Regions from separate parts of the Homo sapiens genome. Here region 2 is linked to region 1. Evidence: chromatin loops called from intact Hi-C (ENCODE). Cell type or tissue: PC-3. All regions are shown on one strand. Each heading gives the region's core, and the rest is flanking DNA. Links, peaks and the distances in the headings are about the cores only.

Region 1 (5,390 bases), core at 100-5,099:
TACCTAGAACACTGTCTGGCCCTTAGTAGTCATATAATCAATATTTGCTGAATGAATGTATCTGTGTTTAGAATTGAAGACACTAAAGCTCAGGATGTTAATGGATGTTAAGCACATTGCCCATGATTGTGTGGCTAATATGTGTATATCAAAAGCTGGAATCTACTTTTTAAAAATTATTTGAGTAATGTCAGACATGTCATAATTTATTTCATCTCTTTACCTGACCAATTTTTCCGAGTTAATATATCGTAGATTTTTGAATGCAAATAATTGTTCTTCATCAATGGTTCATACTTGTTGGATATCTACTATGTACTATATACTGTGCTTCCATTTCTTCTAGATTTTCAATTGTATATCTAGAAAACCCCATTGTCTCAGCCCAAAATCTCAAAATAATAACAGCTATTTATGACAAACCCATAGCAAATATCATACTGAATGGGCAGAAGCTGGAAACATTCCCTTTGAAAACCAGCACAAGACAAGGATGCCCTCTCTCACCACTCCTATTCAACATAGTATTGGAAGTTCTGGCCAGGGCAGTCAGGCAAGAGAAAGAAATAAAGCGTATTCAAATAGGAAGACAGGAAGTCAAATTGTCCCTGTTTGCAGATGACATGATTGCATATTTAGAAAACCCCATCATCTCAGTCCAAAATCTCCTTAAGCTGATAAGCAACTTCAGCAAAGTCTCAGGATACAAAATCAATGTACAAAAATCACAAGCATTCTTATACACGAATAACAGACAAATAGAGAGCAGTGGTTTGTAGTTCTCCTTGAAGAGGTCCTTCACATCCCTTGTAAGTTGGATTCCTAGGTCTTTTATTCTCAATTCTTTGTCCCATGGTCTAGTGAGAAGATAAATAAGTAAATGTTGATGATACGTATTCCAAATTTTAAGCTTATTGTACATTGGAAACACATAAAAATAACCCAGTAATGTGGGTTACAGAAGGCTGCTTGGAGTGATTAATTTTCAAACAGGAACATGAAGGGCTAAAAAAGAAATTATCCAAGTGAAGAAAGGCAAGCAGAAGAAAGGGTATATGCAAAAATCCCAGGGTCAAGAGAGGGTGGAGAGAATTGCAAAGCTTTAAGCTTTCTGAGTGACTTAATGGAGAAGGGTGAGAAATTATTTTGGGCTGGTAAGCAGGGACCAGATAAGGAAGGAGTTCCCAAGCATTGTCATGTACCATGCATGCTATCCTAGGGTGAAGGGAAGCCATTCACTAGGAAGTGGGGCAATAGCATTAGCAGATTTGAAGTTTCAAAGGGCCACTGTCTGCAGTGTGGGACTGGAGTTGAGAAAAGGGAGCTAGAAGGCAGGAGGATAGATCTGTAGTAATCTAAATCACTGTAGACATGGGCAGAATATTCAAGAGATGTTTAGAAGCTAATAATTGACATGAATTGTAAATAATTAAATTTGGAATTTAAGGGAGGTGGAATTCAAAGATGAGTAATATCATATGGTAGAGGGTTAATAAATATGTGTTAAATGAACGAATGAAGAAAGAAAGATTCCTGACCAAGGCACTGGGTGATTGGTGGTGCAATTACTGAAACTTTTCAGTTAAAGAACCATAGAAAATTTTAATTTCCAAGGAGCAGGAAAGAGAAATTTCATTTTCAAGACATGATTACACTTTTTGATGGTGTAGAGCTAATAAATAAATCTGAGAAAACTACAGAACAGAATGAAAAATAGAGAAAACTGAATTCAACTTCTTTGCCAAACCACTGGAGCATTATGTAATTAAGCTTTCTAATTACACTCAGTTCAGATCATAATTAAAATTTGCATTACTAGCTTTCAAAGGTTCCTCTGGTCACCTAATGCTATGATGTCTCTAAGCAACATTAGTGCTTTCCATTTATAACACATTATAATTCCATGCTTTTCGCATTGCAAGTACTTAAGAAAGTTTTGTTGAATTACCTGGTATGATATTTGTTGAACATTTGGAACTAGTTTCTCTTGAATAAAGCAGTAGATGAAAATCTTTCATTGCAAACTGAGTGACTTGCTCAAGGTCACTCATCTTACTAGTGCCAGAGTCAATGGTGCTTCAGTGCTCTTTCCATTGTTCCTTTCAGAAAACCTGTGACGCATTATGAGGCTCAGAGATTCTCCCTGCTCACTTTAGTCTACGGACTGCATTTGATTATGAGACACAAATCTTGTGTCCACTTTGATTACAATTCACAAATTTCTTTGTCCTGTTCTTTAAAATCATAGTATATGATATATCTGTCCAGAAATCATTGTATTCTACCAAGAACTAGATGCCATTAAAGATTGAGAGAAAATCACCTACTTTCTCTAGAATGTTTTCTTTTGCGTCTATACAAATGAAACATAACTAGGCAAATGACAAGACTTGCTTCTCTACTGTATAAGTGGTTAGAGCAGAGGTCTTAATCTTTGCTGCATGTTAGAATCATTTGGGAAGTTTAAAAATATCCTGACACCAAGGCCTCACCCCAGAACAATTAAATCAGAATCTCTGAGGTGGGATCTAGGCAGCAGTATTTTTAAAACTCCCAGATGATTTCAATGTGCAGCCGTAGCTGAACCATAAACTAGAGCAATTTAATTGAAAATGATAAATATGCACACAAAGCACCTCTTAATGTTTTCATTTTTTCTTGCCACAAGGTGGCAGCATCACAATATATTGCACATTCTCGCCCCTCTGAGTGGACGTGGAAATTTGTATCTAGAATCCTGATTAACAGCATTTCAAGAGCCCCGTCAGCTAGAGATAAAGTCGCCTTTTTCCCTGCTGTTCTCTGTTGCTTTGTTTGCCTAATAAAACGTTAAAATATATTTCAATAGGTTGAATTAGTAGGAACTATAAGCCTGGGGTGGAAAAATGCAAAGAACACAGACATTGTATTCAGTTAGATTTGGGTTTAAATATGGCCTCTGCTACTAACTCATAGATTTTTAAATCTTTGTGTGCCTCAGTTGCATACTTGGAATAGGAGGTTTGTCACAAAGACTAAATGAGATAATATATGAAAATCCACTTTCTACGAATGGTAGTAGAATGATGAAGATGTTGAGAAGAAAACATGATAATGCTGTGATGGAGTCATTTACACAAGATCCAGGAAAACCCAGGACACTGTACTCTTTTATTTATAGCCTTTGTTTTCTGCATGTGGGTCTCTTCCTTCTCTGTGTGTGTCCTATGTTTCAGTTTCCAGTGGCAATTACTTCTTACAAATAAACATGTTCTAGTCTCTTTCATTTCAAAGAACAAAGAATCAAAGCAAACCTTTATTTTTAACTACACTTCTACCTTTAGCAATGGAAGTATGACTTATAGCTTTATAGCCAAGTCTCTATAAAACATTAGTCCTTGTTTACTCACAATTACTCCAGTTCACTTTTTAAACATTGACACTGCTTTCTCTAAATTCACCAGTGGCCTCTTAGGTGCCAAGTCCAAAAAAATGGGTATCTCATGTATTTGCCCATTTGAATAAGCTGACAACACCTTCCTTTCTGCACCCCTGCATGTTAATTTCTGTGGTGGCAGCACACCTGTTCTCCTGCAGCCTCCATTGCTCAATGTGGGTTGTTCTCTCTTCCCTTAGAATTGTGCATCTCAGAAATTTTTTCTTTATAGCCCTTATTTCTTTTCTCTCTGGGAGTCTTATCTTCCACCACAGCCTTAATTTTAATTATCATAAATGGCTCAATTCTACACATCGTCCCATAGAGCTGGCCTGAGTTCCAGATGTATAAATCTAACAGTCACTGGAATTGAAATTGGCATTGCAAAATCAACATATTAAATATTAAACTGGCCATATCTCCTCTCTACACCAAATCTATGCTTCCTCCTTCCAATTCATGGCACTACTTTCTATCCAGGTTTTCATCTGGATAATGAGATACCTTGGAGTCTTTTCTTTCTATTCCCTCAGCCCCCTTCACATCCAAGGTGACTGGAAAATTTAATCAATTTGCATTCAAGGTAATTATTAATAGGTAAGGACTTAATACTGCCATTTAGCTCATTGTTTTCTGGTTGTTTTGTAGGTTCTTTGTTCATTTCTTCCCCTCTTTTTTTGTCTTTTTTTTCTGATAAAATAATTTTCTCTGGTGGTATGCTTTGATTCCCTACTTTGTATCTTTTTTGTCTCTACCATAAATTTTTACTTTGTGGTTACCATGAGAATTACAAAAACATCTTATAGTTATAACAAGCTACTTTAAGCTGATAACAACTTTTTGCTTGCATTTTTAAAAAACTATACTTTTACTCCACCATTCCTCCCACATTTAAAATTTTTGATGTCACAATTAACATATTTTTATATTGTGTATCCCTTAACACTTTTTTTTAAAATTTTACTTTAAGTTCTGGGATACATGTGCAGAACGTGCAGGTTTGTTACATAGGTAAATATGTGCCATGGTGGTTTGCTGCACCTATCAACCCAGCTTCTAGGTTTTAAGCCCAGCATGCATTAGGTATGGTCCTAATGCTCTCCCTTCCCTTGCCCCCAACCCTCTGACAGGTCCTGGTGTGTGATGTTCTCCTCCCTGTGTCCATGTGTTCTCATTGTTCAACTCTCACTTATGAGTGAGAACACGCAGTGTTTGGTTTTTTGTTCCTGTGCTAGTTGTTAGTTTGCTGAGGATGATGGCTTCTAGCTTCATCCATATCCCTGCAAAGGACATGAACTCATTCTTTTTTATTGCTGCATAGTATTCCAAGGTGTATATGTGCCACATTTTCTTTATCCAGTCTATCATTGATGGGCATTTGGGTTGGTTCCAAGTATTTGCTATTGTATATAGTGCTGCAATAAACATATGTGTGCATGTGTCTTTAGAACAGAATAATTTAGAATCCTTCGGATATATACCCAGTAATGGGATTGCCGGGTCAAATGGTATTTCTGGTTCTAGATCTTTGAGGAATCACTACATTGTCTTCCACAATTGCTGAACTAATTTACACTCCCAGCAACAGTGTAAAAGCGTTCCTGTTTCTCCACAGCCTCGCCAGCATCTGTTGTTTCCTTTTTAATAATCACCATTGTAACTGGCATGAGATGGTATCTCACTGTGGTTTTGATTTGCACTTCTCCAATGACCAGTGATGATGAGCTTTTTTTCACATGTTTGTTGGCCACATAAATGTCTTCTTTTGAGAAGTGTCTGTTCATGTCCTTCGCCCACTTTTTGATGGGGTTGTTTGTTTTTTTCTTGTAAATTTGGTAGATTCTGGATATTAGACCTTTGTCAAATGAGTAGATTGCAAAAATTTTCTCCCTTTCTGTAGGTTGCCTGTTCAGTCTGATGATAGTTTCTTTTGCTGTGCAGAAGCTCTTTAGTTTAATTAGATCCCAATTGTCAA
Region 2 (5,390 bases), core at 167-5,166, 220 kb after region 1:
ATAAAATTTATTTTACTTCATTAGTTTTTAAAGTCTATCAAAATGGATATCAATTTTAAATAAAAAATTTAAATTTCCTTTTTTCCTTCTCATTTTATTAATCTCAGCAACAGAATCCAAATTAATTAAAACTGACAAGTACATTCCACAGGTTGACATGTTTTATTAAGAATTCTTGTTCTTGGCTTCATTTCTGCTGACTCTAAATTTTTTAAGTATGCTATTGTTCTTTCATTAGACATAAAAATTTGAGCAGTTAGAGTAATTTTTTGGTATTCCCTCATAATTATTCCTCATTTCAATGTATTATCTTCTTTTTCATTTTAAAATCTGATATTCTTTTTCTTCTTCTACTTACACAGTACCAAATTCCTATACTTTTCCCTTTTCTCAAATACGAGTCTCAGAAATACAAACCTCCTATATATTTATTTAGATATTTAAAAAGTATCTCCTTTTTATAGTTTATGGGTTCACTTAAGTAGCCAACATACAAAACTGACCCACGATTAAGGTCTGTTAACCCAAGAGCATGATTTTAATTCCTATTGTAACAGACTCATAGTGAGTAATACTCTGCGTTCCCATGTACTTCTACAAGCTTACATAGCAGTTGTATTGTCCTGTGTACACAGAATGTAAGGTTACAAAATTCAAATATGCGGATAACAAAAGCTTTATAGGTTGATTAAGTTAATTGTAAGTACATCAAAAGATAGCACGTATTATTTGGTTTTCTTTTGGCTTTTTTTAAAAAAAAAAAAACACACACGCAGACACACACAAATGGCCAAGTAGTTGTTTTCATTTTGACAAGCAATTACACAAAAAACTCCCACTGCTTTTGTCAACAGATCAAATCCTAAGGCACTCTACTCTCTCAAAGTTTCAACCACTAAAATGTGGGTAAAGCAAAGAATACACCACAGCAAGCACTAAACAAATATAGCAATTTAGATTTTTATCGGAAGCAGTTTTTATATTCCTTCAAATTAGCACTGGAATTCTGTATATGAACAGATACATCATGTGGCAGCAGCGATTAACGAAAGAATCCAAGAAACACTGCACTATAACGATCACATTTCAGCGTGGAAGAACAGCACTATGTCCAATCTGTTGCCACAATGTAGACACCGTGGAGAGCTGAATGGATCATGACAGAAAACAAGGGTATAAATAAAACCGCACACAGTCTAGGTCCTGAATTTGTGGTGATATAAATATCCCCAAATTATTAAACACAATCAACAACAATACCTGGCAATTTGTCTCCAAATTAAGAACAAAGCACCCAGCTCTCACCTTGCACAAACATACACTTCAGTGGTCAGTGACAAATGCAGGCTGCACTTGCAAGCTGGGAGACAGAGCAGCTGCTCTGTCCTGAGTCGCTTAAAGCACATTCGAGCCCAACTCAGGTCCTACTGTGTTTGCTCACTGCAGTTTCTCCCATGACTCCATCACCCAGGAATGGAAACCACGGCTCGCTCCCCAGCACTAGTGGGCTCCCCAGCTACTGAGCTCAGGTAAAAACGCTGAGTCCTGCAAGGTCACCACAAGGTGACCACAAGCAAAAGGAGTGTACAGGGAAGAGGAGGGGCTGTCATGGAAAGACCCTAAACTCCAGACACCTTGCCTTTCGAGATTCTGAACTCCGTAAATCAGAGCTGGGACAATAAAATCTGAGAATCCCAAATGGCACCAAGCCAAGCAACCAACCCAGGGGCACTGTTTAAGCAATAATCTCTCTCTCTCTCTAAACACACACACACACACACACACACACACACACACACACACACACACACACACACACGGGCAGACTTCAGTGTAGCTATTCTAATTGCCCAGACATCCCTCTCAAGCCCAAAAGTTGTTTATTTTTTTCAGGTTTCCAGGTAACAGGGCTTAAAGAAGGATCTTAGAAAATTGAAGTATTTGCCAAAATCAAATTAATTCTAAGAGCAAAATGATTTCTGGCCCATAAACTCATATAATAAAGTCTTGCATTTTGCATACATACTGGAATTATGCAAACTTCCATATTAAAATATAGTAAAGATGTATTTATTTCAGAGCTGACAGAATCAATTTAAATTTCTCATAAAAATTCCTATCATCTTTCAAAATCAGTCTCGATTATGCATGCACACTTTAATTTTGGGGGTCTTCAAGAAGGCATTTCTTGCCAAAAATATAATCACTCTGAATGTATATATTATAAATAGATACAAACGTGTTAATAAATATTTCCCTGTAGAGTCTAAGTTTTTATTTCTCATATTTTGATCTTCTTAGAAGTGGAGAAGGAACAATTTTTAATCTTGCAAGTGCCTTACAAAACATTTCTTCTTAGTTGTATATATTTTTTAATAGGTAAATAATGACTTAACTGAATTTTAGATTGATTGCATGAGCAAGAAATTATTCTCACCCTTTAGACAATTTTTTTAACCTCCTTCTCCAACCACCACTGTTCATTAGCAATTTAACCTCCTAGGTGTCAGTTTTGTAATCTATAAAACAGAGATTTCTTACTAGTGCCTGTTTTGTCTACTTCCTTGGCTGGTGACATCAGGGTGAAATGGGACAGAGTGTAGGACAAAATGCTTTCTATATGTGCAGTACTTGAAAAAATGCACTTGCTGCATTTCCTCCCTCTTATTTCCCCAGTGAGTACTGGGACTAGTAAATTACTTGCTGCATTCTCAAGGAGGGCTTCTTGGGCTTCAAGGAAACTGCTTGTTTCAAGTGGGCTATAAATAGAGTTCGAGATTTTATTGAACTGCTGTTCTCTTTGTGGCAGATCTTGAGGGCAGCCACCACATGGCCAGAGTCAGTTAATTGTGAGCAGCATGAGCCCCGTCTAGTGTTTGAGGCAGAACAAGACTAGTCAAAATTCTGGGAGAAAATGCTCACGTGCATGGTTGGTTACATAGTTCGCCTGGCATCCTGTTGTACTCCTGTGTTTGAGGGGGATGGAGAAGGGGATTAATGAAGGGGAAAGGTTAGCTATGGAATGCCAAGTTCACTGCTGAGTTATTCAGTAACAAATGCATCTGGGCATTCATGCTAATTTCTCTACAATTACTTAAGCATTTTTTAGAGGTCGAGTTGTGGAGAGGGGCGGGGAACAGAGGGAGGGAGACAGGTGGAGAACAGGAAAGGAACTGAAAATGTGGCCACCCGTCTTATGAGACACACAGGGCTGGGAGCTGGGAACTTTATGTATATTATCTCAGTTAGCTCTCATAATAATCCTAGGAGATACCTGTTATTCTTATTTTACAGATAAGCATAATTAACCTGTACACTGTTAAAGGTCAATGGTGAAGTTAGAATTACAATCAAGATCTGCATGGTCTAGAGTTCCATAGTCTGAGTAAATTAGTTACCTTACAGCTTTCTCAGAAAAAGAAAGGAAATAAAGTGTGGTTTTTATATAGTGAGAATAGGGAAGACAAGAATACAAGTCACCCGGAAAACTTCTTGAGGATATTGACTAGGAAAGTTAACTTTTACAAAGAGTCCAGAGATTTTTAGAAAAATGAGTTTTGATTTTTTTTAACAATGAATTCATTGCAGGATGCAGAAAGGAAAAATCAGTTTTTATTACTAGTGCCAATACTTATTTTTTAAATTGGGTCCTGCTTGTTTTTCAATTGAAGAAGCAAGTTCAGAAGTCTTTCTGTATAGTAGACTATTACTCTGGTTTTTGTAACATACACATAATGCATTATTTTATCTTAATTTTCTTAAATTATCAGACCTTTAACAATGCTCTTAAGGAAGCAAGGCAATCTCTTGACCTTCGATGTAGCAGAACACTTTTTTTCAACTGTAGTGTGGAATATAGTACAGTAGCCATAATTTTCTCCTGGGTTTGAGGATGTTAATAAATTGGCAGGTTCTTTCAACCAATTTTATTGGAAAGCTAGAGGCAGAGTCTGAACTGCAGGGCTACATGTATGTGTCTGTGTTCTACCCTTTAAGTAAGTGTCATTCCCAGCTGTAAATGTTTTAAATCTTATCTGAAGTCAGTTTTCAATTATTCAGATATCTCAATTGAAAAACAATAAAAGTGGAAACAGAGTTTTAGGCACTTTCTTCAAATTATTATACTGCCCCACTAAGGTATTTCTTTTCTTTTCTTTTCTTTTTTTTTGTTTTGTTTCGTTTCGTTTTTTTGAGATGAAGTCTTGCTCTGTTGCCCAGGCTGGAGTGCAGTGGCATGATCTTGGCTCACTGCAACCTCCGCCTCCCAGGTTCAAGTGATTCTCTTGCCTCAGCCTCCCTAGTAGCTGGGATTACAGGCACATGCCATCACACCTGGCTAATTTTTATATTTTTAGTAGAGACAGGGTTTCTCCATGTTGGCAAGGCTGGTCTTGAACTCCTGACCTGAGGTGATCCAACCATCTTGGCTTCCCAAAGTGCTAGGATTACAGGCATGAGCTACCAACCTGGCCGGGTATTTAGTTTCTCAAACACTACTGCTAGTATTGCCCTAGTGTAATTACCATGGCAGAAAATAAGAGCACATTGCTTCCTCCCTTTGTCTCTGAACCTCTATGTTGTTTTTTTTTCCTCTTGGATTTTAAGATCCGGATTTTAGAATCATATATGGAAAAGACACTTGCACTGAAGTTTAAAAGTATGAAGAAGAAAGCATCCAGAAGAATTGGTCGACATTTGCAATCAGTGAGGAGAATAAATAAGATGTTTTGGTTTTCTATTTGGTTCATGCTACCTTGCCCAGTAATGATACCTTCCTGATGTTTCCTAGAGGCAATGTTTCATTTCACACAGATACTCATGAAGGTCTGGCCTGAAATCCTTGTAGTATTTCCACTTAGGGTAGTACTGGGTTCATGGATGAGTCGGATGGGGTTGTTTCTAGTGTGTGAACTAATGAAGACAAGTATTTTTCTAACACATTTCCCCTGCCACTCCCTTCCATGTGGCTTTTTTATTTAGGCCTTAGAAACAACTCCAAATGATAATACTTATAAGCTGTGAAGAGCAAATACTGTCGAAACACTGAAAGTCATTTAGGCATAAAAATGAAAGTAATCCAAAATGTGAAAGCTTTTAGCAACCATCTTATGTAGATGTTTAAAGATAATCTGTATGAGGTCTCTTAACCTATTCTAGAAAATGTGGCACAGCTATAGAGTTAAAACCATGAAATTAAACACCTTCTGAGCAGTCATAATTTACTGTATTTCTAAATATAATTGTGTTTTTTTGCTGGATGGTAATATTTTTCTAGATGGGAAAGATGTACTTCTTAATGCCTTTTCTATCTTAAGATGTAAAGAACCAATGTCTTACTTTCATTCAAAGTTTCCTAAATACATTTAAGTGGTTTCAGAAAAAGAAAAAGA

The links. Hi-C counts contacts between places; a loop is a spot of excess contacts. Peaks named below come from ENCODE experiments on the same cell type or tissue, not always from the same donor. Only the 100,000 strongest peaks of a DNase experiment are listed, where the experiment ranks them.
Region 2: a loop joins it to region 1, with 4 times the contacts of the local background. A loop is called at or near these places in 5 of 110 quality-filtered maps.

The regions. Positions count from the first base shown.
Region 1 is chr4:86,041,472-86,046,861 of GRCh38, reverse strand. The region is part of intron 11 of MAPK10 (mitogen-activated protein kinase 10); the gene reads left to right. Among named protein-coding and RNA genes, the nearest start is that of MAPK10-AS1, 76 kb to the left of the region's middle. In PC-3, for the core only: CTCF peaks have their summits at 2,476 and 2,683 (motif pointing right); no DNase peak of the experiment used is centred there; H3K4me3 peaks cover 362 bases.
Region 2 is chr4:85,823,891-85,829,280 of GRCh38, reverse strand. The region is part of intron 3 of ARHGAP24 (Rho GTPase activating protein 24); the gene reads right to left. Among named protein-coding and RNA genes, the nearest start is that of MIR4451, 100 kb to the right of the region's middle. RefSeq lists an enhancer at 2,752-3,294. In PC-3, for the core only: a CTCF peak has its summit at 2,831; a DNase peak (open chromatin) is centred at 1,450; H3K4me3 peaks cover 1,594 bases; H3K27ac peaks cover 2,369 bases.